5 separate regions of the Mus musculus genome follow, and regions 1, 3, 4 and 5 are each linked to region 2. The links are chromatin loops, found by intact Hi-C in ENCODE. Cell type or tissue: heart. All regions are shown on one strand. Links, peaks and the distances in the headings refer to the core of each region. The heading gives the core; the rest is flanking DNA. Region 1 overlaps C430042M11Rik (RIKEN cDNA C430042M11 gene). Region 2 holds the start of Kcng3 (potassium voltage-gated channel, subfamily G, member 3). Region 3 overlaps Mta3 (metastasis associated 3). Region 4 has its middle 53 kb from the start of Gm19689. Region 5 overlaps Mta3 (metastasis associated 3).

Region 1 (6,126 bases), core at 681-5,680, 220 kb before region 2:
CAGTTTCAATTCCCAGCACCCACATGGCAGCTCGAAACAGTCTGTAATTCCAGGGGATCTGACACCCTCATATGGACATACATGTAGGCAAAACACCAACGAACATAAGATAAATAAGTCTTTAAAAAAAATACAGCTCTGACAACACCTGGATTTTCACCTTCGAGCCCCATTCAGGCTTCAAAACTAAAGATGATAGATTGGTGTATGTGGCAGGACATCGGGTTGCTTTGTCTTGTCTTGTCTCTCGGGACTGGGGATTAAATCAAAGGCATTATGAATAATAGCCAAGTGTTCTATCTCTGAGCTATATCCCCTGCCTTTTTGTTTTGTTTTGTTTTGTTTTTTGTTTTTTGAGACAGGGTTTCTCTGTGTAGCCCTGGCTGTCCTGGAACTCACTCTGTAGACCAGGCTGGCCTCAAACTCAGAAATCCGCCTGCCTCTGCCTCCCAAGTGCTAGGATTAAAGGCATCCCCTGCCATTTTAAATAAAAAATATATACATTTATCTAATTTGGTTTTTTATTTTTGCCCCACGGAGTGAGTTTGGAGGTGAGATGACGATTGTGAGGAATCAGCTCTCTCTTTCCATCACTGCGGATCCCAGGGAAGGACGTTAGGTCGTCAGCTCAGTGACAAGCGTCTGTACCTCTAATCCATCTCGACCCTGCCCTTTGCAGTAGCCATGTCTGTTTGTCAACTTGATGATACCCGGAATGAGCAATCATCCAGAAGTGGAGGACATACCTATGGGAGATGACTCCGCTGGTTTTGTAGTGGATGAATCTACTTCTAGACCAGCTTTGAGGTGAGATCTGGATCTTGAGGTGGGAAGACATACCTTTAACCTGGGCCACACCCTCTGCTGGAAGTCTATGGAAGAGGACGACATAGGAAGCTTTCGTTCTTTGCCTGCTCACCCTCGCCTCTCGAGCACATCCATCCCTTCACTGGCGTTAGCGCCGCCTACTTCTGCGGGATTCCGGCAGATACAGGAGATCAGCTGAGACATCCAGCCTTGTGGACCAAGCAACCACTGGATTCTTGGGCTTTATGTTCATGGTCAATTGTTGTTTGATTAGCTGGACAACAGCCTCTCTCTCTCTCTCTCTCTCTCTCCATATATATATGTATATATATGAGATAGATAGATAGATAGATAGATAGATAGATAGATAGATAGATAGATAGATAGAGAAAAGTAGATAGACAGAGAGGGGGGAGAGAGATTCATTCTATAAGTTCTGCTCTAGAGAACCGTGACGAATACACCTTCTTCTTAACCTTCTTCTTCTTCTTCTTCTTCTTCTTCTTCTTCTTCTTCTTCTTCTTCTTCTTCTTCTTCTTCTTCTTCTTCTTCTTCTTCTTCTTCTTCTTCTTTTTCTGAGAGATAGTCTCCCATAGTTGCTCAGGCCCTTGGGCTTCCTCTTCAGCACAAATAGCTTTGAATTTTCTCTCCTGTCTCAGCCTCCAGTAGCTATAGTCTGTTGCCACCAGGTTTGGCTTACTAGCATTATTTTGACACCACTAATTTTGTGTCATAGCATCAATAGAAAAACCAGCTGAGTCTAGTCAATGGAAAACCCAAAACAAGACGTTAGCATAGGTGCCACCAGCAATATCTGCAGAAGACCACGGACTCGGAGTGGAGTCCAGCATCTGCTCAGTACACCAAGCAAATGTCGGGAAAGTTCAAAGGCAGGATCTGCGAATCATTGGCTCCTGGAGACCCTGAAATGGACTGAGCAGCTAACTATTAAGTCCTGTGTGTATGTGTCAGTTCTCTTGCTCTGCAGACACCTTCAGAATTCAGCGCTGGCTGCCGTTCTTAGAACCTGTTCTGTTCTTGGAGCAGTGTCATTGTTGTATTGTTTTCTTTGTTCAACTAAACTCTACTTCCTATGATAGGACTAAGGAATTCTTCCTTTCCTCAACACAATTATATCAATGATTAAATATGAAATGTGCGGACCCAGCTACTAAATACCAGACTTGTCAGACCAGATTTGTTTAAACTTCAGCTATGTACCATTCATGAGAGATATTGTTCAGAGGTAATTCCACCAGAGAATACACAGAGAGTCTGTTTTTTAAAATTAATTTTCCATCTTGTTCACTGCCACCCTCCTGGTCATCCCCTCCCACAATCCTTTTCCCCATCCTCTCACCCCCTCCTCCTCTGAGCTAGTGGGGACCCCCTGGGTATCCCCCTCACCCAGGCACATCAAGTCTCTGTGGGGTTTGGCACAACCTCTCCCACTGAGGCCAGACAAGGCAGCCCAGCAGAAGAGCATATCCCATGAACAGGCAACAGCTTTTGGGACATCGCCCGTTCCAGTTGTTCAGGACCCACATGAAAACCAAGTTGCACATCTGCTACATATGTTCAGGGAGGCCTAGATCCAGCCCACACAGATACTCTTAAAGCACGGTAGAAGGATTGCCAGCCAGTGACTGCAGGGGAACTAACTCAAATCATGCAGCCCAAGATGCTCTGTTCTTGCCCTTTATGCACAGACATCACATCCTGGTTGACACACTTCACTTAGCAAGAACAGTTAGTGAAAGTAGAACTATAGAAGCCAAAAGGCAAGGTTAGGACATTTAGGGACTTCCCCAGATCCTGACAGTCCAGACTAGATCTTCAGTGGACTAGTTCTTTGGCAGCTGTGGGGGCCTACGTGCTGGGCTCTGAAGTCGAAATGGTGCCACTCACATGTTCCGTTGTGCTCATGTCTCAGGTCTATTTCAGTACACTTAAAACAGAACAACACTAAACGGCTATGGGAACCCTTATGCCTGTAGTCTCGGTTAACTGGAGTGTGACACGCCACCCCCAATTCAGTGACCTGCAGTTGTAGCCATTTCGCTTGCATAAGGGCAGTGATTTGAACTACATTCAGACATCTTCCACTGGGGCATCTAAGCAGACTTATACAGCAGGCCTCTGGCCACAGCCTGCAGTTCAACCTCTCATCCTCAAGGATGCTATCTCAGGTTTCTGCACAAGGGGGCAGCAGCGTGCCAGTGGAGACGCTCAGCAACTACAAATCTTCCAAGAACCAGCCTCCGAAATCCCAAGTTGTTGATTGGAGGTCAGAGGGGGTTAAGGACACCAGAAGAAGATGGTCCGCAGAATCAACTAAGCAGGGCTCGTAGGGGCTCACAGAGACTGAAACAGCGATCATGGAGCCTGCATGAGTCTGTGCAGGGCCCTCTGCTCATATGTTCTGCTGGTTAGCTTGGGAGTTTGTGGACTTGTATCAGTGAAAGTTGGGTGCTTTTTGCCTGCCCCTGGGACCCTTTTCCTCGGCTGCCTTGTCCAGACTTGATAGGCGGATTTGTGTCTGGTCTTATTGCATCTTGTTAAGCCGTGTTCAGTTGATATCCCTGGGAGGCCCGCCCTTTCCTGAAGGGAAACAGGAGCAGTGGAGCTGGGGAAGAGGGAAGGCGGTGGTGGGGACTGGGAGGAGTGGAGTGAAGGAAAACTGCGGTCTCCATCTACTGTGTGAGAGAAGAATAGATAAAAAGGAAAGAAAAGTTAAAACCAAACAGAACACACCTGAAAAGAAAGAAAGGAAAGGAAGAAACCAAAATTCCTTCTTAGCAGCTGGTCTGAAGTCGGGGACAGTCTCATGGGACTGAGTTCTCATCCTGTGGGGTCTAATGCTATAGCCATGCAGAAGGGTCAGAATGACGATGTCCCCCGCCGCCCCCACCCCACCCCAGGCACTGCTGTAGTCTGATTGCCTGTGTGCTAGTGGGAGAAATACCCCCCACACTTAGGATTACAGAACTGGACTGTGCTGTGAGAGTACTGTAGAAGACTGTGGGCGTGGCCTGTGTCCCTCCCCCCACCCCCAACCCACTCCCATTCACCAGTAGAGCCCATGAAGCATTTCTTTTATTCATAGAAATCTATTTGTTCTTAAATACTTAATGAATGTATGAAAGGAGGTAGAGAGAGAGAGAGGGAGGGAGACCGACAGACGGACAGACCAACAGGTCTGAGCTGCTGACACACTAGCTCAATCTATTGAGGGACTAAGGGATCAGCTTGTTATCAACAGCCATGTTCAGCCAAACTTAGAGGCATCTAAAGGTCTTCATGCACCGCCCAATCCAGGGGGGTAGAGCAGGACCGCACCAGCAGTGGGAAGGCCTTGATGGGATCGGAGCCCTGAGTAGATGCTGTTTTCCTCTGATTCCATGGCACAAATAAGCTCCTGTATACGGAGGAAAGAGGTGGCACCTGGGAGCAGCCTGATGTTTGATCTTGATTATTAACTTGATGGGATTTACAATCACCATGGAAACGAGCTTCCTGACACATCTGTGAGGGAGTTGCTAGTTAATTGAGCTGGGGAGGCCCACACTAACTGTGGGTGGCGATAGTCTGTGAGCTGCCTGCCTTTCAGGCTGAGTAAGAAGGCGACTGGGAGCTGAACATCAGCACTGGTCAGCATCCAGCTTGCCTCCTGCCCGTTGATACCATACAATGGGCTGCCTCAAACTCCCGTCGCCATGACTTCCCCCTCAAACTGGGAGCCAAAATTAACCCCTTTTTGTTCCAGCAATAGGCAAAGCAGCTAAATACAAACAGGTACAGTCTGGAAGGACCAAGGATCAATATCTGGAAGGCCCCAGTCAATCGGGGACTGATCAATGGCAGAACACATGGGTAAGAGGGGAACTGTATTTTCTTAACACTGAAGTCATCTGAATAATGAGGCTTGCCCGTGGTACCCTAGAACAGTGTTTTATCACATAGTCCAAAGTAGAGGGCATCTCTCACAGTGATTATACAAATATATCTTAGTTTGAATCTAGAGTGTTCATGTCCTCAAATTCTATGTACAGCCTCACGTCGTTTGATTGCATCAATTAAAATACAGGGTAACTACCACTCTGTCCTCTGTAGGAAGTGTCAGAACATCTGCTGGTTTGCAAGCAGCCCCTCCCCTTGGTGTGACTTCGATTGCCTTCTCCTTACCTTCTTAACTCCTCCCCCTTCCTCCCCATTTAACAGCACCTGAAACAAGCCTGACACATAGGTCATAGGTCCCTGCATTGCCTGGGTTTTGTTTACACCCATTTGACTACGGGGAGATGGGAAACATAAAGAAGGTTTGAGTTATTTAGGTACCAAACAATGTTCTGGAAGGAAATGCTTCAATAAATACTTAGCTGAAACATGCCAAGTGAATAATCAAAAAGATAAAGCTGTAGAAAGGGGCAAGGGTGGTGGAGAGGACACAAGAAGGCCCCTGCCAGGTGCGTGAGATGCTTGCTGAGAGCCTGTCCAAGTTTGGCTTACACCAGCAGAGCTTTTAATTCTGAGAAGAAGAGACTCTGTCAGGCTGCAGACAAGCGAGGGTGGCCATGAGAGCCACGAGGGAGCCACTAGGAATTCTTCTATTCTGTAGTCTGTATTCTGGGCTCAAAGGCCTGAGACCATTTCTTCTCCCTCGCACTGACTTCTGTAGTTCACTCCCTTTCAGTTCTCCCAAGAATTGTGAGTCCTGGAGGGTAGGTGGTCCTTGCCTTCCCCTCTTCCTCCTACGTTTCCTGCCCCAGGGCAACCTTGGCTGAGGAGCCTCTAGTCTGGCAGGCTCTGGGGTGGGTTTGAATGTGCTTGGCCTGGGGAGTGGCACTATTAGGAGGTGTGGCCTTGTTGGAGGAAGTGTGTCAGTGGGGTTGGGGAGGACTTTGAGGCCCTCCTCCTAACTGCCTAGAAGACAGACTGCTCCTGTCTTCTTTTAGAACAAGCTGTAGACCTCTCAGCTCCTTCTCCAGCACCATGCCTGCCTGGGATGCTGCCATGCTTCCCGCCATGATGATAATGGACTGAACCTCTGAACCTGTAAGCCAGCCCCAGTTAAACTTTGTCCTTTATAAGAGGTCTTGGTGTCTCTTCACAGCAATAAAACCCTAAATAAGACAGACACCTAGGACCATCTTCACCTGTAAAGGTCTTCACATGTGGGTGGCTTAAAACATGCAAGGGTGGGGATTGTAGGTTTATGGTGACATCCATCTGTAATCCTAGTACTGAGGTAGAAGGATAGAGTTTGAGGCTAGCCTGAGCTACATAGCAACCTGCCCAACATTCTGGGTCACAAAGTGA
Region 2 (6,126 bases), core at 679-5,678:
GGGTTTATTCAGCTTACAGTTCTAGATCATAGTCCATCACTGGAGAAGTCAGGACAGGAACTCAAGCAGGGCTGGAACCTGGAGGCAGGAGCTGATGCAGAGGCCATGGAGGCTTACTGGCTTGCTTCCCATGGCTTGCTCAGCCTGCTTTCTTATAGAATGTGGGAGCACCAGCTCAGGGATGGATGGCACCACCCACTGATCACTAATTGAGAAAATGCCTTATAGTTGGACCTCATAGAGACATTTCCTCAACGGAGGCTCCTTTCTCTCTGATGACCCTAGCTTGTGTCAAGTCAACACACACAATCAGCCAGTACGCCGCCAGGCTGGCTGGCCTGTGGTGAGCTCCCAGAGATTTTCCTGTTTCGCCTCTCACCTCACCATAGGCACACTGGGATTATGCACAAATGTGTTTGGTTTCATGTGTGCTCTAGGGATCCAAACTTGGCTCCTCACATCTACATAACAACTGCTTTAACCAATGGGCTACCTTCGTAGTCCCCGATCTATGGTCATCTGTTTTCTGCAGTTCCAGTTAAACTGATAAGTTTGGAGGGCAGAATGGTTCTGCATGTAGGAATAAGCCATTCATCAGTAGGTGCCTCCTGGCAGTAGTAGCCTGGACAGATGGCACTGATTCTCTGTCCACCAAGATGCAAAATCCACCTGCTTCTACATCTGCACTCAAAAGGGAGTCAACAGCTGCTTGTAAAATGGAGTCTCAGGGCACGGTGTAGCCTGAAAAACCTCTGTTTTGCACAATCCTGAGTAATTTAGGGCAGGGCACAGCCTTTCTGCTCATCACCAGGGGTGCAGGAATTCACACTGAACCCAGAGCTAGCAGTATAAAGAACAGAACTTTTCCATTAATGTTTGATGTTTCGCATTACTCAGTTCTGGGCTGGTGGTGCACTATTTCTGTGAATTGTATTTACAATGACAAGGCATATTTGCACTGACGGAAACATACATGAGATGGGATGCGCTGTCTATTGCCCCGACGCCATCTGTCTCACTTAACACCCACAGCACCCTCTTAAGAGAAGTATCCTCATCGCCATCTTATGCACGAAAGATTGAGATTTGAGGTTAAGGGATTTGTTAGATATCACTTGGCATTTTGCAGCCTGCTTTCCCTGAAGGATGAGCCCAGAAGCCATCTTGGACAATCTGAACTCCTGTATGCTGGGATTACAAGAATGGACCACTAAGCCCAGTTTATTTGATTTGGGCTTTCGTGCATGCCAACACTTTATCAACTAAGCTATATTCCCCAGCCAGGATTTTGGAGAATAGTTTTATGTAGCCCAGGTTGGCCCCAGGTTTCCATTTAGAGTTTGAAGGATGCCTTGGTGAAAAGGAGAGAATGCTTTGGGGAATTGTTCCGGATCACAAGGGCATGAAAGAATGATGGGGAGAAGGTTGCGATGATAATCTAGATGCTAGAGATGGGAGTGGCTAGAGCCAGGACTGGCTTGAGCCTTCTTTCTGCCGTGCTGCTGTGGTTAGAGTGTCTCTAGCAAGTTCCAGCCACATCTGCCACAAGCCTTTGTTCCACCTCTCTGAAATGGGTTGACACATAGAGAATGAAAAACAAAAAGCAAACAAACAAACAAACAAACAAACCTACCTTCTCTCAAGCTCAAATCCTTCCTGATGCTTTTTAAATGTTAATTCGTACTAAGGATTTAGATAAGACACCTCCAGATACTGTCCTGAACCCAGAAGAGAACCCGGGTGTAATAATTCCCCTGTAGGCGTCCTCTCAGAACACAGTGGCATAGGATTGTTTGTAAGAATGTTCTCTAAGCCAGGTTATACCGAGACAAAGCTATCATTTCTGCATGTCTCTGTATACTTTAAGAAAATGATTCGGGTGTTGCTGTTGGGTTGATGATATCACAATCAACTAAGAGTGTTACGTTAGAAACAAAGAAAATGATTTAAACCTATCTAGCCGATAAATATGAAAATATAACTTATGAAGCCTACGCTGCATTGTCACCAAATAATCTGTTTTCTAAGTTCAAATTTAATTTAAAAAGAGATATTTCTCTAAATGCTTCCAACAGCAGACTGCAAAGGGTTTTTTTTTTTTTTTTTGCATAGAGAACACAGGAAATAAATATAGTAATGTTCAAATCACCAACACAATGGCTGTTCTGTTGCTTGTTGCTTTTAGAATATTTTTAACAACTTGCTGGTGAATTGGCTCTTGCTGGTGTGAAGCCAGGCTGGTAGCTGGTTCTCACCTGCTTTTATTTATTTATTTATTTATTTATTTATTTATTCCTCTGGTCACTGTGTCCTATCCATTACTAAGACCTGCTAGATACTGGGCTGGGTTTCTCATAACTGGCTTTCATTTTTACTGACACGAGGTTAGGGCTTCTATTCCTGGCTTGCTGAAAGAGCCTTTTCCTTAGAATAACCCACGGGGCAGAGCGTCTTCCTAAACTAAGGCTTTCATCTAGCCACTTCTGTTATTAAAGCTTCAGGGATCCCATTGCAGATAGCCCGGCATGGACACAGGTCTTAGAACTCCCGTTGTTCCAGCCAGACAAATGCATTAGCTTTCTTTACAGTCGCTAATCTTTCACATCTGGCATTTGCTCCCCCGGAGTCCCTGGCTCCTTCTGCCAGCACCTCCTTCCATTCCGTATTGAATTCACTTCCTTCAGGATGTTTTCCTTGCTTAGTAGCTACTTAGCAGATAAATAACTCTTGTTTTTGAGCTTTTAATCACATTAAGTGCTTAAAAAAAAATGATCCAAGTCTAGGGATAAACAGCTTATGGAGATTTTCATTCTCTAAGAACCACCCAGGGTGACTTTGTCAGAAAGAGAACTCAAATTTGCAGGCGGCTGTTTTCACTAACATCTATCCGAGAAGCAGAGCAAATGACTCCTTATGGTGACCTCTAGCGGGCACGGGGCAGTCCTACAAAATTAGGAAAGTGGAGGGGGAAAGCAAAACCCTTCCCCAGGTACTCCATGGTCACAGGAGCCCATCTCACCCCTCCACCCTCCCTATTCATTTTTATTTCCAGGGTTTGTTTTGCATCTAACGCCGTCTCCCTTATATATAACTCACCTGTTTCTTGCCTTTGACGGGCTGGGTTGCCGGTGTCGGATGTGTAAACTGCTGTTTAAAATAATGCCTGCCAAGTCGAACCCCACTCCACCAAGCCTTAACCCTGCCTCTGCATTTGAAGGCCGGTGCCGCAGTCGCACGGGGGTGCTACGGGGAGGGAAGGAGTGGACATCGAGATAGCATGAAAAGGAGAATGCAAGATCGAGGCAATAAGACATTCTGGTCTTGCCAGTGAAAGAAAATTCTCTCCAGACTGCTACCCGACTCCACCGGAGGCATCGTGAGAGCGGTGTAGGCGCCTTCTTAGGACCCCAAGGCTGGGAAAGATGGGGGACTAGGGCGAGTCCGTTGGCCCATGGCATCCCTCAGGGAGCAGGGGGTGGGGAGAGCTTGGTGCGCGGCCGCCTTCGGAGCGCACGGCACGTGGGGTGCCCCACGCGCGGAGAGGAAGCGCAAAGTCTGCAGGCAAAGCCGCGACTGGGTTGCCTGCTTTGAGAAATCCTTTGGGGCGGCCTTAGAAGCCGACCAGGGTTTCCAACAGTCTCTGGCAAAGGCTCATCCAGACGCCGTCTGCTCCCTACTTCAAACCTCGCACCTTGGTCCTCACCTCAGCACCCCTCCTTCCCTCCTGTCTCCTCCCTTCGGGGGACTCTTTAAAGGAGCCTGGGGGAGGTGTGTCCATCATCCGGATGGCCCCGGGGCTCCCCGCAGCTCGCATCACGCCCTGCGCACCCCTCCCGGCCACTGCGGGCGGGGGCGCACGGCGTCACGAGGCGGGGAGCCCGAGGTCCGGGGCGGGGCGCCGGGGAATCCCAGCCGGAGCGAGCCGGGAGGTGCGGGCGCGGGCGGGCAAGGAGGTGCGCGCGGAGGGAGCGGAGCGCGCGGAGCCGGCGGGCGAGGAGGAGGACGGCGAGGGAGGCCCCGCCCCCGCCTCCCGGAGCCCGCTCCTCGCCGCCGGAGCCGGCTCACTTTGCCTTTCGCCTCTGGACGGCGGCGGGGCTGCGTGCGCCGGGGACCGGGCAGACCTGCCCACGGTGCCTCGGCTAACGTTCGCCCTCTGGGAGACCGGCGCCACCTGGAGCTGCGGCCAGCCACCCGGATTCGGGAGGGCGAACCCGGGAGCGAGGGGCGGCGGCACTGACACCGCGGGGGACGCGGGCGGTGCGGGGCGCGAGCCCCGGGGGAGCTCGGGCCCCGACGGCGCGGCCTCCCCGTGCGCGCGGCGGGCAGGCCCCCGGGGCGGCCAGCCATGACCTTCGGGCGCGGCGGGGCGGCCTCGGTGGTGCTGAACGTGGGCGGCGCCCGGTACTCGCTGTCCCGGGAGCTGCTCAAGGACTTCCCGCTGCGCCGCGTGAGCCGGCTGCACGGCTGCCGCTCGGAGCGCGACGTGCTCGAAGTGTGCGACGACTACGACCGGGAGCGCAACGAGTACTTCTTCGACCGACACTCGGAGGCCTTCGGCTTCATCCTGCTGTACGTGCGCGGCCACGGGAAGCTGCGCTTCGCGCCGCGGATGTGCGAGCTCTCCTTCTACAACGAGATGATCTACTGGGGCCTGGAGGGTGCGCACCTGGAGTACTGCTGCCAGCGCCGCCTAGACGACCGCATGTCCGACACCCACACCTTTCACGCGGCAGACGAGCTGGGCCGCGAGCAGCCTCGTCCCGCCGGACCCGAGGCGGCCCCCTCCCGGCGCTGGCTGGAGCGCATGCGGCGGACCTTCGAGGAGCCCACGTCGTCGCTGGCCGCGCAGATCCTGGCCAGCGTGTCCGTGGTGTTCGTGATCGTGTCCATGGTGGTGCTGTGCGCCAGCACGCTGCCCGACTGGCGTGCGGCGGTTGCTGACAACCGCAGTCTGGATGACCGGAGCAGGTACTCCGCCAGCCCTGGGAGGGAACCCTCCGGGTAGGACGCACTGCTTTTTTTGCCCGTCCAGTCCGTCCAGTCCCGTCTATCCGTGCCGTCCGTCCGTCCGGTCTCCGTCCTGTCTGCCTGGCAGCTCAGCTAGGCTTTTTTCCTGCCCCAGGAGGTCCCTGGCGCTCCAGCCGAGGGGTGTGAGGAATCTATGGGTCCCCAACCCCGCCCCCTTTTCACAGGCGCAGCCTGTGGTTGTGCTTGGGTCTCACCTTTTAGAGTAAAACCTCCAGGCTTTGTGTTTTAGTTCTGACCAAATAGCAACCTGCTAATTAGATTTTCCAAACTTTTATTGCTAACACGCAATAATTTGCACGATGATTCAGTTTGAGCTAAGAGCTCTTTGAAATATGTGCCAGTACTGGTGGTGTTTGAAAAGATGAAGTCTCATTTCGGTGAAATGTGGTCTGCTTCAGTGCCCACACATTCTGCACACCCTGCTCCCGGCGTAATGTGTGCTGGGATGGAATCCGTATTATAAAGGAGGCTAATTTAGTGATAGACTCTGAATAATGGGTGCCTGTGCCCTTTTTCCTCTCTCCTTTCCGAGCAAGTGTGGACCTAGCAAATTCCTCTCCTCTGTGTGGCATTAAGGATTTGGAGTTTCATTCAGAGGGTCTTCAGTGTGGAGAAGAAAACAAAAACAGCTATTACCTTGGGAGAGAAGAAAAAGCGAAACTTCCCCAAACCCAGAAACAGGATTCGGTCATTGAAGTGTCTTCCCGCCTCCCCCCACTTTACTAGGATGAAAAGAAAACACTTTAATCTTTCCTGAGCTCATGCTTATCTCTTAATGGTGATAGCACTCTCCTGTTTTTAGAACAAGTGAGTTTATTTTGCATATTTGGTGGGAGGAATAAGCAGACTAAAGTTGGACTTTCCGAGCAGACAGCCATTTTGGGCATAAAACCCAAACTGTATATTCTCTTTCACCCTTTGTTTGATAACTCTTCTAGGAGCCTTCACCCATTCATTTTCTGCCCTAATTTTTTTCCCCCTTCACTTTCAAGTCAAGACCGTGTCCTGTAATCCTTTCCCGATGGGCCTGTGTGTGCTAGGGACTGTGGTAAGTGCAGACCCAGCAGCAGTGCATCCCTTCCTCTCTGTATGAATCCT
Region 3 (6,126 bases), core at 526-5,525, 100 kb before region 2:
AGGAGGGGGCTCCAGAAATCCCTTCCCTTCCAGAAGGAAACCCCCCTCTAGCACCCTCTGCAAGCCTCATTTGTTTAAAACTGACAACATAAGAAACTGGGACCAAAAGGAGGCTACCTGTTCCTAGTGACCCTGTTAAGATGGTGGCACAATGCCACCCAAGAGGAGAGCAAGCGATGCCCTTCTGAGAACTGTTCCTGTTTTCCAGTCTGAGAGCAAAGAGGTCCTCGCAGGAGTGAGGCAGGTGCTACCTGGGGTGCTGGGGACAGGGAGGGGGACAGTGACTTGGCCATGAGAAGCAGGGCCAGAGACCACGGGCAACACAAAGAGACCAAGTGGTGTGATGCCTCCCTTTCTTTAGTAACTTTTCTTCTGCAGTGATAGCACAACTCAGGGGCAAAGGGCCCACGTCACCCACACTTCCAGGTAACAAAGCGTCACTGAAAGGAAGTCAGGACAGGAACTCAAGACAGGGTAGGAAGCTGAAGCAAAAGCAGTTGGGGGGGTGGGAGGGGTGCTGCTTACTGGCTTGCTCAGTCTGCTTTCTTATACAACCCAGGACCACCCGACCAGGGGTGGCACCACCCACACTAATCAATCTTATGGAGGCATTTTTCTCAAGAGAATCCGTCTTCCCTAATGCCTGTAGCTTGTGTCAAGCTGACAAAAACTAGCCCGCACACCATCCTTCTCCTTCCTCCCTGGCAGACTCAGCTGGAGCAGACTGTGTTCAAGCTCCGGGGAAAACGGGAATGCAGAGTTAGAATGAGGCTGCAGTTAGAGGCAGGAAGGAGGTTGGCTGCTCTTCATGTAGAAAGCACAACGCAAGGGTAAACTTGGAACACCTGGCAGAATTCTTTTTTGTTGTTATTTTGTTTTGTTTGTTTGTTGAGACAGTCTGTATAGTCCTGGTTGTCTTGGAACTCACTCTGTAGACTAGGCTGGCCTCGAACTCAGAAATCCACCTGCCTCTGCCTCCCAAGCAATAGGACTAAAGGCGTGTGCCACCACTGCCTGGCCCTTGCAGAATTCTTACCTATGAAACCACAGGTGCCACATGGACAGAAGCAGATCTAACAATTCTTTGTCTGTTGCTTTTGTTTTTGAAGATAGAGTTTCTCTGTTGTAGCCTAGGCTGTACAACTAGCTCTGTGGACCAGGCTGGCCTGGAACTCAGAGATCTGCCTCAAAAGCACTGACTGGCACTAAAGGCTTGCGCCACCACCATCCGGTTCAGTTGTCACAATACTTATTGAGGGCCCAGGACCACAGAAGGCATCTTATCAAACACAATTCCCACAATTCTTTTTTGATTGTATGAGGACATGTCATATTCCCTAATTTCAAATTCTAAAGCTCTGAATTGAAAACAAGCCTGGAAAACTGAGTTTAAACATCTCACTTAGGAGCAGGCAAGTTGACTCAGCCGGGAAAGGCGCATGCCATGAAGCTGGGTGGCCAGAGTTCCAATCCCTGGGCCCCACATAATGGAAGTTGTTCTCTGACCTCTGTATATGCGCAGAGGTGGAGACAAAGGCACACACACACACACACACACACACACACAGTATCTATCAGACAATACAATAAAAGAAAGTTAAAGTCTCACTAAGCTCAAACAAAGAAGCAGCAATTGTAGCTTCCGTGAATGTTCTTTCTATCGATGTATGCACAGAGACACAGTTCTAAAGGCGCCGCCTACTTGCAAGTCCAATACCATCTCCCCGGCGGGGATCGATAAAGTTATTGCTGCATTGGCACTATTAGCACAGCAAATATCACATACAAAATTATGCTCCCTGCCTAATTGGAATTTGATAAATTGTTGCTATAAAAGACATGGCTAACTGAATTCTAATGGTGCCTTACAGAGCAAAAGGCGTCATTACATATCAGAATAACAACAGCAAACCTCACTTTTGGGGGTGGGGGAAACGGGGTTGGTTCTGTTGTTTTAGCTTTAAAATTTGTAGCCCTGGCTGGCCTGGAACTCTCTATGTAGACCGGGCTGGCCTTGACTCACTGAGATCTGCCTACCTCTCCCTCAAAAGTGTTAGGACCAAAACTGTGTGCCACTACTCCCAGCTTTTTTTTTTTTTTTTTTTCTTTTTAAATTGTGTATATGAAGGCCTAGAAAAACGGTTCAGTGGTCAAAAGCCCTGGCTGCTCTTCAAGAAGACCCGGGTTTGATTCTCAGCACCCACATAGTGATTCATAGCCATCTGTAATATCATTTCCAGGAGGTCCAATTCCCTCTTCTGGTGTCCACAGGCATGCACAGACACCCACATATATAAAAATAATTTTAATAAAAAAATAAATTATGAGTGCGTGTGTGTATGTGTGTGTGCTTGTGTGTGCATCACATACATACAAAACTTAGTTTTTAGAAAAGAATCCTTAAAATGTTGGGGCTTTTCCCTCCCCACCCCAACTCTTCTTCCTTCTTTTCTCTTCTATCTCCTCCTTTTCCTCTTCTTCCTCCTCCTCTTCTGAGACAGGGTCTCATGTACCCCAGGCTAGCTCTGAGCTATCTACCTAGCTGAGGATGGACTAACATTTCTGATCCTCCTGCCCTGTCTTCTGAATGCTGGACTTGCAGGCTCCAGCAGCCACCCTCTTTCCATGGTGCTAAGGTTCACCAGCAGGGCTCTATGCGTGCTGGGGGTGCATACCTGCTGGGGATACACACTGAGCCGCCTCCCCAGACCCTGGAATATTTTCTAGGCCAAATTTGAATGCATTTTTCTGAGAGAACACCTGCCCAGCAGTTCTCTTGCTCTGTAACCTAAAGACTTACTCACACTTTTAAGCCCCATTGAAGACCTCAAGCTTTTATTAATGGACATTATGCCTATCAAGATTTACTGTAAAAAAGAGCAGAATTTCTTTAAAGACTTATTTCTTTTTCTTTCTTCTTTCCATTAACTTATTTATTCATTTTACATCCCTATCACGGTTCCACCGGTCCTGCCAGTGCCCCCTCAAATGGCCCCTCCCTCTTCACCGCTGAGAAGGGGGAGGTCCCTCCCAGGAACCAACCCACCCGGGCAATCTCAAGTCACTGCAGGACTAGGCACATCCACACCCACTGAGGTCAGACAAGACAGCCCAGTTAGGGGAGCAGGATCTACAGGCAGGCAACAGAGTCAGGGGTCCAGTTGCTCCAATTGTTGGGGGACCCACATGAAGACCAAGTTGCACTTCTGCTACATCTGTGTGGGGGGCATAGGTCCAGCCCATGAATGCTCTTCTGTTGGTGGCTCAGTTTCTGGGGGCCTCCAAGGGTCCTAAAGACTTAATAATTATGTATCCAGGAGAATGTGCTCTCAATGCAGGTGCCCACGAGTACAGTGCCTACAACGGCCAGGAGAGGGCGCTGGATCCCTGCGGCTTGAGTTACAGGTCTCTGTGTCCCAATGTGGAAACTGAACTCAGGTCCCCTGCAAGAGCAGTGAACTAAATGCCGAAGTTACTTCTTTAAACTTAAAACAAAAAAAGGAATATGTAGGGTGGGGATGTGCACCTGAGTGCAGGTATCCCTGAAAATGAGCCAGGTCCCCCAGAGGAGAATTACAGATGCTAACAAGCTGCCAAATCCGGTCCTTAATAACAGCAGTGTGTGTTCTTAACCTCGGAGCCTACATTCCAGAATTCATTCAATCCAGAATTTATTTTTGTTTTTTGTTTTTGTTTTTGTTTTTTAATTTCTTGTTTTGTTTTATTTTTGTTTTTGGAGACAGGGTCTCTGTGTAACCCTGGCTGTCCTGGAACTCACTCTGCAATCTAGGCTACCTCGAATACAGAGATCTGCTTGCTTCTGCCTTACAAGTGCTGGGATAAAAGGCATGTGCCACTACATAGAGCCGAAAAATTTTAAGCAAACTACAAGCACACATTCTATCAGCAGGGAAACTGTCACCCTCAAGTGCCATCCGGTCTCTGCAGAACTCCCGGCCTGATGAGCAGCTGGTGCCGGCAAGGTTAGTGTGGTTTTGAACGTTACTCTGACCTCACAGAAGGGAGTGGAAATGAGCAGTCCACGCACAGGAAGTCAGCGGGAAGAGAAGGCCGTCTGAAATGGTCCTTTCACACAGTGAGCTGCCATGACTCATCAGTTCTACAGCGAGTCAGGATCCCATCAGAAATAAGCTACTTCTGCTTTACATTTATTCAAAGAACACTGCATCTGGCAAAGGCTGCCCAGTCTTATAATAAATCAAAATCCATCTGGGATTCTGTAGCCTTAGCGTGCCACCATGCAACTTTCCGCTCGCTGTAAACTGTGAAACTTCAGAAGCGAAAATAAAAGAGCCACAAGTGTCTTAGCTAGGGGTTCGATTGCTGGGACAGAACACCACGGCCAAAGCAACTCGGGAAGGAAAGGGTACCCCAGCTTACTAGGCTCGGTCACACCCACCACTAAAAGAAGTCAGGACAGGAATGCAGAGGGACCTGGAGCAGGAGCTGATGCAGAGGCCATGGAGGGTGCTGCTTACTGCCTTGCTTTCAGGATTTGCTCAGCCTGATTTCTTATAGAACCCAGGACCTCCTGCCTACAGAGGGCTGGGACCTCCCACATCAATTATTAATCAAGAAAATGCCACAAAGGCCAATCATTTTCCCAATTGTGGTTCCCTCGTCTCAGGTAACTCTAGGTGTCAAGATGACAACAGACAACCAGCACAAGAAGTAGCCTTCCTCTCCAGCTCACTCCCAGCCCCGTCCTCCCAGAGCATCCTCCTCCTGAACTCACTCCCAGCATGGTCCTAGGGCTTCCTCCTCTCAGCTAACCACCAGCACTGCTCTCGCAAAACATTACCGTCCTGAATTTACCAGCACTGTCTTCCCTAAGCACAGTCGAGCATTTCTTCCCATAATAAACTACGTAAAAAGGATCCACATGCCTGTAATCCCACCACTCTAGAGACCTAGGCAGGAAAGACTTACGTGAGTTCAAAAACAGCCATAGTGAATTCCAGAGTAGTCAGGACTACAATTTCCAGTACCCAAATTTAGACCCAAATCCACAAAGTTGTCCTGACCACCACGTAAGCAACATGGTACACACATACAAATAAATAGATATTAAAATTTTAAAATAGGGTCGGGGGTACTGAAGTGGGGGAGTAAGAAGGGTGATACAGAAGGAGAGAGGAGGGGACATAAACACTAAGGACATTTGAAAGATATTCTTTTGTAAGCTTACTTAATAATACCTACATCATGTGTATGTGTCCCTATCCGTGTGTGTGTGTGTGTGTGTGTGTGTGTGTCCATGTATTTATGTTGCATATACATCTATACTTTTATTGTTACAGGGTGATAATATTCTCCCAGGAGCCATAGACTAATAAAAATCCCAGTGACAGACATGGGACACCTCACGGAAGTAGTTAGTCAAGGAATCTAAGAGAACAATACAATACACACAGATAATTGCTATTGCCCTTGGTTGCTTCCCAGATCTTGGAAGTAATACCCTACGCTGAAAACACCACACACTTTGGTGATAGGACTTGGGAGAAATCAAGTTGGCGTGACCTTTAAAGACCTTCTTCCGTGGGGGCTGGCTCTCATAATATTATTAGATGCCATACAAACTGCTAAGGAGAAAAGCAAGAAATAGCCCTACTCAGCTGTAAAGACTTCCTCCACCCACAACAATGACTGACCATACCAGACGGCCCCAACAGCAGCCAACAACTATGTCATTGAACTTAAGGCCTGCTCAGAATGAGAGAACCTATGCCTGCTACTGTAAACCTAGCCAAGAAGCTGCAGCTGGAGAGGTCAGACCCTAGAGGAGAGCCTACTACAGCCATTTCTCTAAAACACTACAGCTTCGGACTGACTACATTACAAATACTTCTCTTCACCCCATCAAGCGCCTCTCATCCCTCACTGGAGTTTCACTGTGCAGCCCACCGAAGGTATCACATACATCCACAACTGGCCAAACCCAGAGGAAAATATGACTCGGTACCAGTAGCAACTGGGACATCAACAGAGCCATCCCCACACCCACAGCTCAGGGGACACTGCAGAGGAGGGAGAAAGAACCCTGTGAGTGCTAGATACCAGGACAACTGCTGCCAGACAGGTCTTCCTGGCGTGACAGGATGC
Region 4 (6,126 bases), core at 318-5,317, 610 kb after region 2:
TCTACAGGCATGTGGTATTCCTCACCTTTTGGAATCCTCCTGCCCCAGGTATCAGCTCAGAAGCATCTGAAATAACAGGAATTTTTGAAATACTCCCAGAGACCTCTTACTGATGAATCGAAAACTAAAACCTTTTAGTTTCTTGTATGCCAGTCCCATTAGTAATTCCTAATCCTACATTGAGTTAACATTCCTACCCCACCCTAGGCCCAGTGACTGAATAAAATAGAAAAGACATCACTCTGTAGCTCCCGCAGGCTTTCCTTTAGATGTTTAAATCTTCATGCATATGCCTATATAACTGGGAACCCCACCAGATGATGTAATTTTTGTTTCAACATATGTTGCAGAAGATGGGATGATACGCTGTAGTAGATCAGTTTGTCCCATAAATAAAACTAAGGGCCATTTTAAGGGTCATATGAAGACCCAAATGCAGTGAAAACTTCCTAATATGTCTACATAAGCAGAAGAAATATAAATAGAGTCACCAAACAACTGGGAAAGATAAAGACCCAACTAGACATCTCTCATCACCAAATGAAATCTCCAGTTCCAAGAATGAGTTACATCTAATTGAGGTGTTGGGCAAAGGAGTCCCATGGAAGCCTCTGAGCAAACCAGTCTATTGCCAAGGCTGTTGGTTGCTCTCTTCAACCTGACAGTGAGGCCCTGTTGCCGAGACAACAACACCTACACAGCTCACTGAACATGGAGAAGTTGAGCTGGTGCCTATCTCGCCCTGTTACCCCTTTAGACTAGTGTTCTGTAGTATGGTACGTTCCTTGTACTGGAAGGTACTCTGCATGCTACCAAAGAGCGGTAACCACCAACCCAGCCACAAACCCTTTGGCCTACGGTGATAACTTGCCTGCAAGGCATGGGAGTGCAATAGTGGTACAGAGATTATGGAAGTAACCAACCCATATCTGAATAGATCCAAGGCCCACTTCATGAGATGAAACCCATTCCTGACACTGCTTGGTTGGCCAAGAACCTGAGACTAGACAGTCCAGGGACCTAGAGGAAAACCAAATACTAAAGATGTTCTGCTAAAGATGAAGACCAATAAAGTGACTCCTAGTGACATTAAACTATCCTCATAGATCAGTGATTTGCTCAGCCTTTATCAGAGCATTTTCTTCCAAAAGGATATGGGATATGAGAACAGATAGTCATAGTTGGGCAATGTGGAGAGAGAGAGAGAGAGAGAGAGAGAGAGAGAGAGAGAGAGAGAGAGAGAGAGAAGGGGGGCCTGGGAGAAGTTGTTGGGGGAGGGAACACCATAATTGTGGAATACAATCTATTTTCAGTAAGAAAAAAAAACTTGACTTGTTTTTTTGTATGTGAGTGCTAAAACTGGACTTTAACTAGAGTTCTGAAGCCCACACTTAACATTCTACACTGTTTCCCATGTGAGAGGCATGTGAGCTTGCTTTAGGAAGGGCACAGCAGAGATGTGAATTATCTACTGGGGGTTTAGGGAGACAGTCAGGCGCTTTCTAGGTATACTCAGTGGGGAGTGGCAGCTGAGAGGATGGGGAACCAGACTGAGAAACTAGAATCTTCTGGGACATTAAAGGACTGTGTAGGGAGTGGGCTTTTCTTGGGCAAGAGGACCTAATAGGAACAGGTAGGCTAGCCTCCAACCCCCATCTGGCTTCAGGTCCCTTCTTTTCTTCTTCTCCGTGGTAGTGGATGAAGACCAGTGAAAGTCACAGAGAAGCTTTATTTAGTTTCCTCAGTAGCTCCTCATCAAAGGGTTTTCTGTATGCACCATAGTCTAACTATTTTTCTAGACCATTCTTGGAGAAGACCCTTGCTTGGCAAGGCAGATGGGGGGAGGGCTCTATGAGAAAGGTCTTGTCTGCCAGGGCTCTGAGCATGGGAGGCCTTGGGAGCTGATGGAATGATCACGGTTACTGAATGTCCTACGTGGGTTGGGACATTCTCTATGCCCAATATTCGGTTCAGAAAATTGAGGGCTAAGATGTATAGTAGGAACACAACCTTTGTAGTGTATGCATAGATATGGCTCTCTGGTCCGTTGCTTCTCATTCTTTGGTCTGGGGCAACCTGAATAGCCTGTCCAGGATTTGCTAGAAAATGGGATATGTGGCCATTATAACCTGGTAGCCTTCTTGGGGCACCTGGAAAGAGAACTTCCTTCTTGGGTTTTCCTAGACTAGTCACCACTTGAGAACACGCATTGCTAAGGACTAGCCCTGCCACAGATCTATTTGCAAGCACTGCTCAGTAGTTTCCTGGTGACAAGTGACTTTGGGGTAGCAGCTGCTGGGAACCAAGTCTGACCCGAGTTCAAATTCTATCTCCACTGGCAACTCATTATGGAAGATAATTGATTTCTTCCCAGCTCACCTCCATTCTCTGGAAAGTGAGGAAACGTGTTTATGATTGACAGGTCACGAAGGAAAGGAGGGATTCTCTGGGTAGTTAACCACGGGGAAATCACAGCTATGGTGCTGTGCTAAGGCTTGGCCATGCCTCTGGGCTTGGGCAATCTATCTGGGCTTTTTTTCCTCGGTCACACAGAGGTATTGATGTTCTTTGACCTCTGGACTTGCATACTTCAGAAGAGGCGCTATATGGGGACACTAATCAGGGTAAAGGCTTTTTTGTACTCTGATCTTGTTGCCTCAAGCATCCCATCCTTTGCAGACCGTCAACACCCAGAAAAGGGCTTTTGAGGATCAAATTACTTGCCTAAAGGAAGTTACTTTATGCAGGGACCTGCTGCCCCCTAGTGGCAATACTGCCACATTGCAATGATGGTGTAAGTAAAGTCTTGTGGGCTGCAGGTCACAGCAAGCCTGGAATGTGTGGATTAGGAGTGGCCGGTTGAGCACTGGGCTCTGGGCAGTCATTCTCACACTGTGCTTTCTGGCCAGCTCACCTGAGCACTCGCTAGAAATGTGAAGTCTAAGGGCTGGAGAGCTAAGAGCTCTTGCTGTTGCATGAATGGATCTGTACTCTTTCCCAGCATACAAATCTCACGACTGCCTGTCACTCAAGCCCCAGGGAAGGTCTGACGTCCTCTTCTGGTCCTAAAGGGCACCTGTGCACATAGGCGCGTGTGTACCACACATCATAATAAATCTTCAAAAAGAAATGTGAATTCTGAACCCTCAGGATCAGAAACTTCTAGACTGTGCGCTCCCCGAAGTCGGTGATGCGCTAGTCTGGGGACTTCAGGACCCCAAAAGGAAAGGAAGGTTAAGGTGTCTCAGGTGTGCGTCTACACAGCCAGCTGAGATGTCCAGATTGCAGAAGACTTCAAAGGGCAGCATGAGCTGAGGGTGTTGCATGTTGGTCACGTGTCGGTCACGTGAGCTGAGGCTAGGCAAGGAGAGAGAGAGAGGGGTGACTGTGTAGCCGCCGTCCCCTCTGAGATTTACCCACTGTTACCATTGTTACCACAGTTCCCTCGTCTGTCCTCTGCATTTCTTTTATCCTGAGCCATTTGAGAAAAAAAAATTGGCAGAAATCTTAACACTTTGACTCTTAAATATTTAGCAGATGCTTTGTATAAACAATTATCAAGCCACAGTATTACTACCACAACAAGGATTTCAACAGCTTAACAACATCTGATCCACATTTTAATATCGCATTACCCCACTTATCCTCTCCTTAAATATTTGTATGTGTTTTATGTCCGAGCTTTAATCAGAGTTTATGCGTTGAATTTAGTCTTCTCGGTGTCTTTTGTGTAAACTGCCTCACCCACTTTGATTTTTTTTTTTTTTTGAGAATGAAATTGCCTTTCTTGATGAGTTCAGGCCAGATGTATTCTAGAATGTCCCCCAGTTGGGAGGTGCCGGGCTGTTTTCTCTCGACCAGGTTCAGGTTAGACATCATTGGCAAGACTACTTCATTAGATGATGGCTGAGGTGGCTCTTGCCTGTGATGCCAGTGCTCAGGATGTTGGGACAGGAGGATTATAATAAGTCCAAGGCCTGCATGGGCTACACAAAGTGCCCAGTGTGGCCAGTGTGAGACCTTGTTTCAAGTCCCCTTCTGCCTCCCCCAAATGAAAGTTTCAGTGGTCATATTGGGTGCTTTGTGCTGTATCAGGAGACTGTTGATGTAAGGTTGGGTTGTGAAATCTTTCCTCTGCTTATGCATCTGGGTCACCGTTCTTAGGTCACACACAGTGCAGCCCCATGGGTCTGGAGTGCGATCGGCACATGCGGTTACTCCAGAGGTTTTCCAGGAGTTTGCTGCTTGGCTCAGTTGAAGCCCAGGCCTTCTTAGGTCTCTGGTTTCTCATTCACGGATCTATTTTGCCCAAGGCACACATTAAAAAAGCTTCTGTCCTAAGAAACAGAGCTGCCAAGCCACTGCTGGGAGTCACCCCCTGCAGCTCAGACCCTTCCACCTCCAGTGAAGCCTCGGGGGCTCGCTCACTTCATCTGCTCAACCCTGGGACAGAGACAGTGTGGTGGTTTGAATAGAACGGCCCCCATAGGCTCATAGATGTGAACGCTTGGTCACCAGGGGGCAGCGGCAGCGGCGGCGGCGGTGGTGGTGGCGGTGGCACTATTAGGAGGCGTGGCCCTGTTGTAGTGGGTGTGGCTATGCGGGAGGAGGTGTGTCACTGATGGTGGGCTTTGAGTTTTCACATGCTCAAGCCAGTGGTTCTCTCTCTGCCTGCCTCTGTGCTGGCATGCTTCCTACCGTGCTAGCTGGCACGCCGATAATGGATGAAACCTCTGAAATGCCAGCCAGCCCCGATCAAAGGCCTTTATAATAGTAGCCATGTTCATGGTGTCTCCTCACAGAAATAGGAGACTGACTCTGTCCTTACTTTGTCTACAGATATATGCCACAGTTTTGCTCAGTATTAAATGTAGTGTGACAGTTGTTGTTTCCAAATTTCAGTTTCTATGTCTATTAAAATCATATATTGGAGAGAAAGATGGACTCTCCAATAGATGGTGTGGGGAAGCTGGGCTTCCACATCTAAGAGAATGAAGTAAGAGTGGCTCTCCTCCTGCACAGAAATCAACTCAAAAAGCATCAAAGGCTATAACATAAGGCCTCATACTCCAGCACCAATGGAAGAAAATGTAAATAAAATACTTAGGCAAGGCAAGGGATGTCTGGAAAGGACACCGGCAACATTGGGAATAACCCCAAGAAGTGACAAATGGGACTGCATGAAATTAAAAAGCATCGGTCCTGCAAAGGGAGCCATTAAGCAGAGGAGAGAGTGACTGCGGAGTGGGTCTTATCTTTGCGGACTATACATTCAATTAAGAATCAATATCTAGACTGTATAAAGACTTTAAAAAGGCTAATACCCAAGACACCAAAGTCACCCATTCTATCGATGGCCTCATCAATTAGACATTTCTCAAAGGAAGAAATAAAAATGGGCAATGCATCTTTGAAAACAGGTGAATGTCCTTAGTCATGAGAGAAATGTACATTAAAATGGTTTTGAAATTACATCGCACTCTGTATTGGGTGACTATCATTAAGAATTTAGAGAAGGGTGGATGCTGGAGGGGACCCCAGGCAAGAGAAACCCTTATTCCTGCTGATGGGAAATAAACTGTGGTAGCCATGGGGATTAGTGTGGAGACGGCTCAACAGAGGGGCTGCACCGCTGCCCAGGAGATACCAGGGAAGCCTTGTTTATTGAGGCACCATTTATAATAGACAAGATATGGAACTAACCCAGGTCCCATTAACAGATAAATGTATAAAAATATATGGTATTCATCACAGTGGAATTTTATGCAACTGTAAAAAAAAATGAAAGTATGACATCCATGGAGAAATGGACAAAATTAGGAATCATGTTAGACAAAATAAGTTGGACTCAGAAAAATAAATAGTACGTGTTTTATATCATGTGGGGGATAAAGAATTTTGTGTCTGTGTGGAAGCTGGAAGGGAACCATGGGAGCAGAGAAGGAGGTCTGAAGAGAGAGAGAGCTGTAGGGAGCAGAAGAGAGCCATGGGACACGTGTGTTGTGAAGGGGGAACATCTGAGGGGACAAAGGGGACCAGCCAGAGAGTGAGGGGCGGGCAGGAAGGTGACAGGAACAGAGTATAAGCATCAATGTTATACTCCCAAAATGTCACCGAGAAGACCAT
Region 5 (6,126 bases), core at 486-5,485, 180 kb before region 2:
CTTTGTGTGTGTGTGTGATAGGCTCTTATATAGCCCAGGCTGTCTTCAAACTTGCTACTATGGAGAGGATGGCTCCTAAATGCTGGGATAACAGGTGTGTACCACCTTACTCACTGGAGAGCTACTCTGTGTGTGTGTGTACACACAGAGACCGGAAGTCAACCTTGGCTATGCTCCTTAGGTGTTGCCTATTTTGTTTGGTTTTGTGTGTTCTGTTTTGTGTTTGTTTGTTTGTTTGTTTGTTTGAGATGGTGGCCTGGAATTCACCAAGACGGCCAGGCTGAATGGCTGGAAAGTCCCAGGGATTGATCTTCCTTGAGCAGGATTATGAACAGGTGTCTTCTTAAAACTATATTTACTTATGCTTATGGGTGCTTTGTCTACATGTCTGTCTGTGTGGCACATGGGTGCTTGGTGTCCTCGGAGGCCAGAAGAGGTCATTAGATCCCCTGGGAGTAGAGTTGTAGATGGTTGTGGGCTGCCATGAAGGTTCTGAGAATCAAATCTGGAAAAACGGCCAGTGCTCTTATCTGCTGAGCCATTTATCCAGAGTGCCCCTCACACCCCAGTTCTGATTTTCAGAGACAATTTCTCTATGTAGCTCTGGCTGTCCTGGAACTCACTCTGTAGACCAGGCTGGCCGTGAATTCAGAGTTCGGCTTGCCTCCTATGTGCTGGGATCAAAGGCGTTCACTACCACGCCCAGGTCTCTCCGCCACACCCCTGCTTTCAAAAGTGAGTTCTGTAGATGAGATGCAGGCCCTTGTGCTGGCAGGACTGGCCCTTTTTCCAACTGAGCTATAGGTCCACACTGCAGATAGAACCTTAACACTTACTGAGCACCCACTATGAGTCAGAGGCAGCAGACTTCATTTAAACACCTTCTACCTTCAAGTGACTCTTTGCATTTTCTCTTCTCTTTTTTTCCACTCTCCTGAAAGCCGGAAAGGAAACACTACAGGGGTGAGACACGGAAGGAGAGGCTTTGGGAGCCAGAGAATGGAGCCCACAGGTTTCTGTTAGACCTTCAGTCTGAGTAAGAAACAAACAAAATGAAATGAAACCAAAAGATTCCCGAATACCCACTGCATTTTCCTATGTATTTGCAAACAGACACTCGACTCTTATACCCAGGAAACATGAACATCACCCAAGAGCATGCCTCACTCAGCACAGCCCAGGGTCCTTGTTCACCTAGAGGACGACACAAGATTGGGAGTTCAAATCCCACCGCAGTTACCCATTAACGATGTGACTTTGGGTGAGTCACTAAACCTCTCTGGGCTGTTGATTTTTTTTTTCTCCACTACTGAAATGAAATGATGAAATGATATAAAAGTATAAATGATGTCATCGTGAGAGCAGCTCTGTAAGGCGGATGCCATCACCACTTTACAGATTGAAAGAGGAGAAAACAGGTGTGAAGAAGCCAAAGGCCTCACGGGAGCAGGAGGGAGAAGTCCGAGATTCATTGCAGCTCCTGCAAACACTTGGCTACCTGTCTCCACTGCCCATGGTACAAATGCCTCTATTCCCCTGCCCCGCCGCCCTTTCTTGCGCTCTCAGAGGCACAGAGAGCTTCCCTTAAAGGGCCTATCCCTGATAACTGGGCATTAACGTAGTGGAACCCCTGTAGCAGGTTCTCTGTCTGCCAGCAATGCAAATGACATCAAAGCACCTCTAAGTATGTCGGCAAATGGGTGGGTGACAGCACAGGGCCCGACACTAGGACGTACCACACTGAACATATCTGCGCGGTATGACTGTCAGATCAACCCTGCCTTTCCAGCTCCCTGCACCGAGGCTTCTGACACATGAGCCCGTCTGCACTGGCAGAGTCAGTTCTGTTGGGTGGAGTCAGTTCCGTTGGGTGGAGTCAGTTCCGTTGGGTGGGTGCTGTATGTGGTCCGACGCCTTAGGACTGGCTTAACCCACACTCAGTGCTTGTTCTCTGACCCTAGTCTGTACCAGGGCCAAGTAAAAGACAGAAACTTTCAGGAAAGCAGTATGAAATTGTCTGTCTATTTGGGGGTAGGGGAGGGTGTGTGTGTGTGTGTGTGTGTGACAAGGTGATCTAGAATGGAGCTCAGCTGTAGACTGCTTCCCCCAAAATAAATGTGTGTTGGTGCACAAGGCCCTAGGTTAGACCCCAGTACTGTAGACACTAGGCATGCTGGCACCTTTGCTACATCTGGCGTTTGAGGGAAGCTAGGATACATGGCATCTTGTCTCAAAAGAACGAAAAACCATTTTTTTTAAATGTCTGAAAAAAAATTCCTTCTTGCAAATATCAAGAGCTCCCACCACCGGGAACCGGAAGTCCACCTGTGCTTGCTGCCTGCCGCTGTGGTCAACAATGCTGGCTTATGTTTCTGCTGCTATGATGTTCCAACCTCACCTCGGGCCCAGAAATACAGAACCAAGGGACATACACTTGGAACTCCGTGGGATCGTAAGCTACACAGCGATTTCCTGCCTAAAAGTAAAAAAAGCACCTGAGAGGCAAGGACAGGAGGGGAGATGAGTGACAGAGAAGAGACAGGAAGCTGGGAGGCGGGACACTCACTGGAAGCAGGTTGTCTGCAGCCAAATTAGTTTCCCCTATCTTCACAGTCTTGTCCATCTGTTGGCTGTGGTAATTAAGTACCTGTGCTAATTGGTTTCAACATTGTATCACACGGGGTAAGGCTTTTCCCCGTGAATCTGTACCTGCTTTGGTATTTGATAATAGAACTAGGAGATGGAAACTTACTACACTAACCAGATATTATCCAGCACTGAGGTTAGTCAGGACCTGGATCCTGAGAGAATAAGAAACACGGTCACTGTTCCAAGGAAAGGGCCCACTAGGAATCTGTTTCTGTAGCAGTATGGCCTCAAGGCACCAAATTTATCCCTCTGATGGCTTCCTGACACTTGAGACCAAGTCTCTTAAAAAAAAAAAAATCCTTTGCCACGGCTCCCTCTTCTCCCAGAAGGGGGCGCTAGAGAGCTACAAGTATCCTTCTGTTCCAGTCAGCCACACCCTGTTAGCACAAGCAGCTTGTTCCAGTCCTAGCCATTCAGTGTAGCTCTAGCTGTCCTGGAACTAGCTTGGTAGACCAGGCTGGCCTCGAACTCAAGAGATCTGCCTGCCTCTGCCTCCCGAGTTCTGGACCATCACCGCCTGGTATATCCTCTGAAAGCTTCTAAATTGAGATACTTCCAGTTTCTGTGCCCTTTGAACTCAAGGACATTCGCCGTGTTAGTTGGTCTGCTCTACCGTCCAGCTGTTGTTCTATTGATGTCTTATAATAACTTAGCTGTTAAAACAGTTAATATAGCTTCTATTTCTACACTTGATCTTAGCCCAAAGGCCGAGGAGCCATTATAGTTCCTATTTCTAAATAGTACTCACATTGCTTTTAAAAAATATTTTCGGGCTGGAAAGATGGCTCCGCTGGGCTCACAACCAAAAATAAAGAGAAGCATGTTTAAAAGTTTTTATCTTATTTTTAATTATGTGTGAGGGGCTATGTGCACACGACTGCAGTGAAGGTGGAAGAGGAAGTGGGAGTTAAAGGCCCCTGTGAGCCACCAGGCACGTGTGCTGTGTCTTCTGCAGAGAGAGTATGATTCTAACTCCTGAGCGGTCTCGCCAGCCCCTTCTGCTTTAAGATAAGAGTCTGGGTACGTAACCTGGGCAGGTCTAAAGACTCCTCCCACCACTTCCTCCTGAGTGCTAGGGCTCGTGTGTGGACCACCACACTCTCTGCTTGCTGGAGCAGTTACTAGAGAGTGATTCTGAAACTCGTTGTCCTTGACTTAGAGTCCATCTGTGCCCATATTTGGTAAACTGGGGAATTACAATCCACTGCACTAGGTCTGTTTTCTTCAACACTTTCCTTTGTATAATTTATATTGTGCACCTAAGTGCCAGGCTCTGGGCACAGAGATACAATTGTGTGCCCTAACAAACCCATCCCAACCAGAGATCTTTTTGCGTGAACCGAATGGGAAGGCACAGGTTAGTTGGCTAGCACACGGCAAGGCATGTTGTCACCAGCCTCCTTTTTGAGCTGCGACAGCGGATCAAAGAGTTTTGAAGAAAAGACTGGGTATCTTTGGGAAACGAGGCAGGTGTCACCCGCGGCGAGCTGCTGACTTGGTCAGTATGGCGTCAGGAACTCATGCGTGCTGTGCCCCTGCGTCCTCTTCAGAGTGCAGAGGCAGTGACCTTGCAACAGCCTGCATTCATTCAGTGAGAAGCAGGGCAAGCTGCTCTGGAGGCGAAGCCCCAAGGAGAAGAGGGCCATGATGCTGGGCACCAGGTGCTGAAGAGATGACCTGACCGGAGCTGCCGTACAGGTCTGGACCTGGCTGCAGAGCGGCCGTGTGAGGTGCGAGGGAGACTTCCAGCACTGGTTACTGCAGAGACTGGTGAAGGGCTGGGGGTGTGGCACACTGGTGGACTGCTTGTCTGGTGCTGTGGCTTGAATGTGCAATGTCCCCATAAGTTCTGCATTCCACCACTTGGTCCACACACAGTGGCCCTGTCTGGGGAGCTGCAGAAGGTTTAGTAGGCGGAGGAAGCAGACCACTGGGGTCTTACACTCTGGCCCCATTTCCTGTTGACTGCATTTCGCAGATGCAATGTGACCAGATGCCACTCAGGCCTGCCCCGTGCCTTCCTCATCTCGCTGGACTATATTCCCTGGCTCTGTGAACAAAATAAAACCTCCCTTCTTTAAGTTCCTTTCTTTAAAAGTTGTTTTTTTTTGTGGGTATGAATATGTGGATGTATATGTTCAAGTAGGTACATGTATGTGCAGGTGTGTGAGAGCTTTAGGGATCTGTCTACACACACACACACACACACACACACACACACACACACACACACACACACACACCTCTGCTAAAGCTGCAGACACACGACACCTGGCTTTTAGGTGGGAGCTGGGATCCAACCCAGGCTCTTACACATGTGTGGTAGGTACTGTACTGACTGGGCCATCTCACCAGCCCTTAAGTTGCTTCTTGGTAGGTATTTCTGACACAGCAGTGAGGGAGGTGACAGACGCATGTAGCTAGCAGATATAGAACCCTGGGTTCGATCCCCCCCACACTACCTAAAATGGGCATGATGGCACACACCTGTACCCAGCCCCTGGGAGGGAGGGGCCGAAGAACAGACTCTCAAGATTAGTCTTTAACTCCATAGTAAGTTTAAGACCAGCCTATCTCAGAAAGGAGGAGGAGGAGGAGGAGGAAGAGAAAGACGAGGAGGAGGAGGGAGAGGAGAGAGCACAACCTACTTTCTGCTCTGCAGCAGGACTCAGGGAAGCAGAGGACATGCCTAGGTGGAAAGAAAGGAGCCAATACTCCTTTAAGTCTGAGCCCAAGGCCCCTCTGTGGGTGAGGAGAAGCTGAAACGAAATCCCATTTCTCCCTCTGACCTCCTCTTTGCTTGGTCTTCTACTGCCTCCTTGTCAGGCACACGAGGGACAGGGAGCCAAAGTTCTTACTGCCCTGACAGTGTTTGTGTAAACCTGCGATGCAGCCAAACCCTTGAGAGGCACATTTATAGCACGTGATATCTTACAAATACAAACTAAGCTCTTCACCCGCTAAGCTCTTCACCCGCAGTATTTTACCCATCTTGGCATGATGATGGCCATCGAACGCCACAGAAAGGGACGTCAGCCATGGGAATTATTATAGGAGGCCTATTCTATATCCGTGCTCTAGGGCCTTGTTATATGTAATTTACTGTCTCTGAAAAAGGCAGAGCTCCTAAGGCAGGAAAATCCTGGAGAGAGTTTTATTCATAAATACATGCCAAGACTTAAACAGTAAAGACAGCTTCAAACTCTAGGACATCCGAAATGAACAATATCTACCGCCTGCGTGATTTATTACTGTGGCGTTTGGGGTCCAAATGGTGAGATAATTCAATTCCGCCTGAAGAGTCATTATATGGCTGAGCCGAAGAGATGCGCTCTGGGTAAGAGGCGATATTTCTCAGGTTTTCCATTTCAAACAAATTACTTCTGTATTTAGGATATCACCCAGGCAATTCCTTTCATGATATGTAGCCCTCTCGGGCAATTAAAAACATGGATATGATGAAAGAAGTTAGGGACA

What was found. Hi-C counts contacts between places; a loop is a spot of excess contacts. Peaks named below come from ENCODE experiments on the same cell type or tissue, not always from the same donor. Only the 100,000 strongest peaks of a DNase experiment are listed, where the experiment ranks them.
Region 1: a loop joins it to region 2, with 7 times the contacts of the local background. A loop is called at or near these places in 34 of 42 quality-filtered maps.
Region 3: a loop joins it to region 2, with 7 times the contacts of the local background. A loop is called at or near these places in 25 of 42 quality-filtered maps.
Region 4: it touches region 2 in a loop (2.5-fold over the local background); 8 of 42 quality-filtered maps call a loop at or near these places.
Region 5: a loop joins it to region 2, with 6 times the contacts of the local background. A loop is called at or near these places in 13 of 42 quality-filtered maps.

The regions. Positions count from the first base shown.
Region 1 is chr17:83,847,528-83,853,653 of GRCm38, reverse strand. It overlaps C430042M11Rik (RIKEN cDNA C430042M11 gene), which reads left to right. Exons shown (of 2, transcript NR_155491.1): 2 at 680-1,982. It also overlaps a transcript of Haao not described here. Among named protein-coding and RNA genes, the nearest start is that of Haao, 3.8 kb to the right of the region's middle. In heart, for the core only: a CTCF peak has its summit at 3,008 (motif pointing right); a DNase peak (open chromatin) is centred at 3,013; H3K4me3 peaks cover 441 bases.
Region 2 is chr17:83,629,838-83,635,963 of GRCm38, reverse strand. It overlaps Kcng3 (potassium voltage-gated channel, subfamily G, member 3), which reads left to right and starts at 4,069. Exons shown (of 2, transcript NM_153512.1): 1 at 4,069-5,001. The coding sequence starts at 4,346. In heart, for the core only: a CTCF peak has its summit at 2,924 (motif pointing left); a DNase peak (open chromatin) is centred at 3,073; H3K4me3 peaks cover 3,404 bases; H3K27ac peaks cover 1,794 bases; H3K27me3 peaks cover 2,908 bases.
Region 3 is chr17:83,730,257-83,736,382 of GRCm38, reverse strand. All of the region lies in intron 3 of Mta3 (metastasis associated 3), which reads right to left. Among named protein-coding and RNA genes, the nearest start is that of Mta3, 27 kb to the right of the region's middle. In heart, for the core only: a CTCF peak has its summit at 3,360 (motif pointing right); a DNase peak (open chromatin) is centred at 4,052; H3K27ac peaks cover 964 bases.
Region 4 is chr17:83,022,137-83,028,262 of GRCm38, reverse strand. No RefSeq gene overlaps it. Among named protein-coding and RNA genes, the nearest start is that of Gm19689, 53 kb to the left of the region's middle. In heart, for the core only: a CTCF peak has its summit at 2,768 (motif pointing left); no DNase peak of the experiment used is centred there.
Region 5 is chr17:83,805,087-83,811,212 of GRCm38, reverse strand. All of the region lies in intron 16 of Mta3 (metastasis associated 3), which reads right to left. Among named protein-coding and RNA genes, the nearest start is that of Gm41637, 18 kb to the left of the region's middle. In heart, for the core only: a CTCF peak has its summit at 2,983 (motif pointing right); no DNase peak of the experiment used is centred there.